Linked DNA regions of Mus musculus: region 1 is linked to region 2. Evidence: chromatin loops called from intact Hi-C (ENCODE). Cell type or tissue: left cerebral cortex. All regions are shown on one strand. Each heading gives the region's core, and the rest is flanking DNA. Links, peaks and the distances in the headings are about the cores only.

The links. Peaks named below come from ENCODE experiments on the same cell type or tissue, not always from the same donor. Only the 100,000 strongest peaks of a DNase experiment are listed, where the experiment ranks them.
Region 1: it touches region 2 in a loop (4-fold over the local background); 8 of 42 quality-filtered maps call a loop at or near these places.

What each region holds. Positions count from the first base shown.
Region 1 is chrX:73,226,757-73,229,668 of GRCm38, reverse strand. F8a (factor 8-associated gene A) reads right to left here and starts at 1,363. Exons shown (of 1, transcript NM_007978.3): 1 at 1-1,363. The coding sequence starts at 1,353. The coding sequence ends at 208. In left cerebral cortex, for the core only: no CTCF peak of the experiment used is centred there; DNase peaks (open chromatin) are centred at 427, 799, 1,107 and 1,494; H3K4me3 peaks cover 1,911 bases; H3K27ac peaks cover 1,830 bases.
Region 2 is chrX:73,061,278-73,064,189 of GRCm38, reverse strand. No RefSeq gene overlaps it. Among named protein-coding and RNA genes, the nearest start is that of Pnma3, 2.1 kb to the left of the region's middle. In left cerebral cortex, for the core only: no CTCF peak of the experiment used is centred there; DNase peaks (open chromatin) are centred at 415 and 1,716.

The DNA of each region.
Region 1 (2,912 bases), core at 140-2,639, 170 kb before region 2:
ATGAAGTTTTCTCATTCGAGGCAATAATGGATGGAATTGGAGGGCACTAATTTAAGTAACTTGCTAGGCACACAAAGCCAAATTAACATGGCAGCAATAGAAATGAAAAGAAAAACAAGACAAAAACAGACAAAAAAAACAGAAGCTAGATCACATGTTTCATCACCTGTCCCCAAAGATAAAACAAGTTGGTAAGAAGGTGACTTATCAGACACCCTGTCCAGAGGGAGAGATGGTTTCCTGCAGAACGAGGTGGAGGAGGTGGTTCTGCTCAGCGGTTAGCAGTGGCCACATCTCCACCTGCAGCTTCTTGATGCCTTCAGTGTCCTTTTCTTGGGCAGCCATGACCAGAGACTGCAATAACAGAAACAGCTCCTCAGGAAGCTGGCCGCTGGTATCCTGGCCATGGCCATCGAAAGCCTCCCAGGAGTACTTCTCCAGGGTCTGGGCATGCTCGGGCAGCAGCTTGGCAGGTGGTGGTTGCAGGAGCAGCAGCAGCAGTACACGGGACACCTCACACCTGACTAGGACGTCAGCAAAGGCACCGAGTGTGCCAGGTGAAGGCGCAACAGAGCCTGGGGCGTGGTCCGGGGGCTGCGGGAGGGGCAAGGTCGAGCCCAAGACAGGTCTCGGCTGGGGTCCCGACAGGGGTGGCTGGGGCCCAGAAGGCGGCTGCGGCAGCAGCTCGAGTTGCTGTACCGGGTGGCCCCCATGCTCCCGTGCCAGGCGTTGCATGCGTGTAAATAGCGCCAGGGCGCCTGTGTAGTCGCGCGCCAACAGCTGGCAGGAGGCAGCATCACCAAGCGCTTGCAGTGCGGCCAGTGGCATCAGGGGCAGGTGCAGCTGGGCAGCCCGCTGAAAGTGACCGGCAGCAGCGGCCGGCTGGCCCACTGCGCGAAGGGCAGCAGCTAGTTCCAGGCACAGTGCAGCAGCGGCGGCAGGCTGGCCGAGCTCGAGGTGCAAGCGCACAGCGGCGCCGAGGGCGCTGGCGGCCGCCTGCAGAGGCTCCCCGTAGGCGGCGGGACAGCCCAAGCGTTGGCGCGCGTCGCACTCCTGCCGCAGGAAAAGTCGGGCCGCCTCTGTGAGGGCCAGCGCTTCCCCGGGCCCATGGAAGAGCGCCTGCTGGCAGCGCGCCACAGCCAGCTGGCACCAGGCAGCATAAGGCAGGCACTCCTGGGCGCGCAGCTCCCGGGCTAGCTGGGCGAACTGCTCCCCGGCCTCGGCCACGTTCGGCTTCCTCAAGAAGCGCTTCTTGAGCTTGTTGGACACCTGCCGATAGCGTGCCAAGAAGTCCCCAGCCTCTGAGCCTGGCCAGGCACCGCCGCCCAAGGAGGACGCAGAGCCCGCAGCCATGTTGACCGGCTAGCCGCGCCGCCTTACTTCCGGTTGAGGGAGGGCTGAGGGGGAACAGCTATGACTAACGCTACGCTGCGCCTAGCCCACAATGGGATCACAATTCATCACCTCCGCTTCCGCCTCAGGCGCCCCAGCGCTCTGCTGTAGCCACAGTGATGTGCAAAGTGCTGTTGAAGGAGGGATATGGAGGACTATAAAAGCCAATCAAGGAAGAAGGGCTGGGTGCCTACCCAAACAGTCCCCGTATGGAATTAAATTCTGCGGGGGTGGGGCTTGAGTGACGCAAATGGAGGGGGCGGGTCCAGTGCCAGTCAAATATGCAAAGGATTTCTCTGCTGCCAGGATTAGCATCGTACCCCTCACTTCCTCAACAAACATGAGACCTGACTGAGCAAGCTAGTACAGGTCCTGCCATGGTGGGAGCCTTTGCTAGTTTACAGCTTATTTACAATCATATACACATTGATATACATATCACCTGCAATCATATACACATTGATTTTGAAAGAGTTTTCATGAAGGATTTTTAGCAGGACATGCACTACCAAAGGCACTTTAAATTAGCTATTGTACATGCATGTGTTTCAATTTATACCAAGTATTTAAAAACAAAGAAGGGATTCCTTTTACTTTATTTTGAACTATCTCAATTAGTCCAAATGATTACCTACCAGAACTTGAACAAAAGGGGGGAGTGTACATTATTAAATTTATATATAAAGGATTATATACTTGCACCTAGTAGAGAATTACGTGCCTGAAAATAATTTGTCAAGATGTACAACAGAAGCTAATTTTCATTTCGCAAATTCTCTTGTCTTCTCCTTAGTTTTTCATGGTGTGATACACTTGGATCCTATCCTCCAAATTCTAAAAAAGCAATCCATTGATCCAAAAGTCAAATGAACTCAGCAAATAAAGGATGTGTTAATTTTCTACTCTTATCGTGAACCAAAAAATAGAATTGTGCATAGCAGACCTATCATTTAAAAGCATCAATGGAGGCCTGAGAGAAAGCTTACTGCTTAAGAGCATTTGTTGCTCTTGCAGAGGACCTGAGTTCATTTCCCAGTAAAACACACAGACACATAAAGAAATAATTTTTAAAAACCATCAATGTCTTGATCAATCTCTCTCTGTCTCTCTCTCCCTCCATCCCTCCTGCCCTCCTGCCCTCCCTCCCTCTGAAAAAAGCCAGTATACCAATTTCTCTCTTAAATGACAACCTATCCCATAGAACAGTGATATATCACATATGTACTTTAGGTTTCAAATGAGTGCATTTATGTATATTGCAAGCAAATGTAAAACAATAAACAACATAATACAGCACATAAATAGAAGAGGCAGGCAGCAAAGTATTATCAAACCAGGCACTTACAACCTTTAGCCAAAAAGACTTAAGATAGCTTAATTAGTTAAGAGAACAAAGGGAACATCATTAAATTGGGCACTTAAAACATCCAGTGTAATGACTGGAAAGACCTACTGAGATGGGCTGGAGTTCCAGTCCTGGGCAGAACAACTTCTTCACAGACCACTTTCCAGTTTCTCAT
Region 2 (2,912 bases), core at 325-2,824:
GGAGACAGCTGGGCCATTGGCGCATGAGGATCACACGACGTGTCTGTTGCCTAGGCCTTGGGCAACCTGGGGCCTCCGGTGACGTCACCTGCTGCTACCCATCCCCAATACACCCCTGCTCCCCCAGCACAGGAGACCCCACCTCAATCCTCTGAATCTGGGGTTTGTGAGTTAGTGTTCAGTTTCCTCCTGCCTTTGGCTGTCCCCAGGTGACATCCTGAATGCAGGCCAGTCCCTCTCTCTCTCTCGAGAATAGACTTCAGGACCGCAGAGTGCTCAGGGGTCTCCACAGAAGGGCACCAGAAAGCTGTGGTGGCCCCTCCAGCTCTGTCTCCTGATCAAGGCCAGGAAGCAGGGGCTCCGAGGTTTCTTCCCCCTGGTGAGTCCCCTTCTAGATCTAGTCCAGTAACAGAGCTGGGCAAGCAACACCTGGTAGATAGATACCACATGAGCTCATATGAGCTCAAACACACCCACCACCACTCCCCACGTAGCACGCACCATCTGGGTGATGCCAGTCTCCATGGGAAGGGGCTTCAGGCATATTCACCACCATGGGACCTGCATGCTTTGCTATCCTTGGGGCCACTGGCTAGCTCATAGAAGCATGGTCCAGCATCTGACAGGCCTTTCCTACTCTGCCTGCTGTACATCCAGGGTCTTGAAAAGCTGCTTTTGAGATTTGAAACCCAAACCCTTGGGTCTGTTTTTTTCCTCTGGCTTCTGATAGTCTAACTTTTTGTATTTGTGGGGGCAGGGGTGCTCCCAGGGAGGCAGTTGAATGGGGGATGTTTGACTAATCTTCAGGCAGAATACCATATTGTCTGTGTGTTCTATAAGTTCTATTCTAAACTTGTACTTCTTTCTAGTCACGCGAAAATGGGCCTGTGATGTTTAGTTGGAGTTTAGTTGTTTACTCATCCACCCTGGTCTTAGAATGTATAGAGGTATGGCACAGAACTCATTGGCGGTCTTCTGCTTGTTAATCTGCCTGTTGTCAGGGACCAAACAGCAAAGATCCCTATGGATTTGTCTTTGTTCTGACTGGATTCTTACTATTTTGTTGTAAACTTCTTATTCAATTTATGATTTGACTTTATGTGTAAACTTGCGGTGAACTTTTTACCACGTGATAATGTATTCTGAAAGATGTATAAGTGCTGAGGACAAAGAGAGAACAAGCCCCAATCCCATTTTCTTAGACAATTTTCATAGGAACCTTTTTAGAGAGAACTTAGAAATAAAAGCTAAATCACTTTTCAAAGTGTCCTTTTTTTTTTTTTTTTTTTTTTTTTTTTTTTTTTTTTTTTTTCCTGTGACTTCACCTAGCAGGCTGGGAGTTAGAGCCCTGAAGTGAGAACAAAGGCTGCTTTACTTAACCCCCTGCTGGTTTACTATGAGGGGCTAAAAGCCAAAGACTTGCAGTTTCTGGCCTCAGAGGAACTCAGACAAGCAGGTCAGCTACCACAGCAAAGTAACTTTTAGGCTTAAGAAAGGTAAATGTTTTATTATTAAACAACCCTAAATATCTCGCCCCAGACAATGCTTCCCATACCCTACCCCCACTCCCCCACCACCAACTACCTTCAAGAGAGAACCAGAAAAAAACGACCCGGGTAAATAGTGCTCCTGGCACTATTTCTTATCTTTAGAAACATGCAAGAACTTGGCAAGCTTGTCTTCCTCCAGAGCAGTGAAAGACTCAGTATTTATACACACTGTCACAAGTTTTATTTCTAAAGTGGGTATGAGACATGCCAGCTCTTCAGCCACAGAATTTCCCCAAGAATTTCTCGGTACTTCGAGTTTCTGAAGTCAAAAGACATGCAGAAGTCAGCCCTGGTCATTTTGCCTTAAAAATGTGAACATCACCAAAGTGACACAGACATTTTGCTACTATTATGAATTGTGATATAAACATCTGATATGTGACCCCTGTGAAAAGGTCTTTCAAAACTCCTCCAAGGGGGTCGAGACACACAGGTTGAGAACCACTGTTCTAGAAATAGTGACGAACTTTTTACCATGACATTTGGAATGGATCCTTGCCATGGATTCTTTAGAAGTCAAGCATGTATGTATTGTTCCTTAAATATCGTGTAGCAGGTTGTTCATAATCAATCCCATAAAACCATTGCAGAGTTCCAAATTGAAGTTAGAAAGGATGCCTTCAGGCTACATACTGATCTCATCTCAGCTGCTCTGAAGGTTCAACTTGCTTCAAACTGCATCTTTATCTGCTTAACATACAGTGGCATAAATGCTAGCTTAGGGGTTAAAGGGATGTCCCAGCAGTTGAGAACACTGGTTATTCTAGCATAGGACCCAGGTTCCATTCCCAGCACCCACATGCTGGCTTACCGTCATTTGTAACTCCAATTTCAGGGGATATAATGTCCTTTTCTGGCCTGCATGGATGTCAGTGTGAGATATGCAGTCACACCCATAAAAAAGTCTTGTGAAAGCAGAGATTTCTCTTGAAAGGAATCACTTATCTGGATATTCTGAATAGCAGACATAAGAGGACTGGGTAGCAGCAAAATTGAAGCAATAGGCTTGAATTTATTCAAATTGAAAAGGCTTTTTTTTACACATTTATAAAGTTAATCATTGTCCTTGAAGCCAGTGGAAATTTCTTTTCTGATGTTGTGTGTCCAACATCTTCTCATCTCCAACAAAACTAGCAATAAGGTACTACATATGGGAAAATTGTGGTTAGATATCACTTACATTGTAGAAGTATAAGACTGTGGAGGGGGTAACTGCAAATCATTTGACCTTGCCCTGGCCTAGATAGAACATCAGTGAGGAACAGGGCCACTCGGAGTTAGTTAGGCCAAATTCATAGACCTCCAAATTTAAACGTCTAATATTCTGAGTTTAAGACAGATAAGATTTTTTTCTTTTACAAG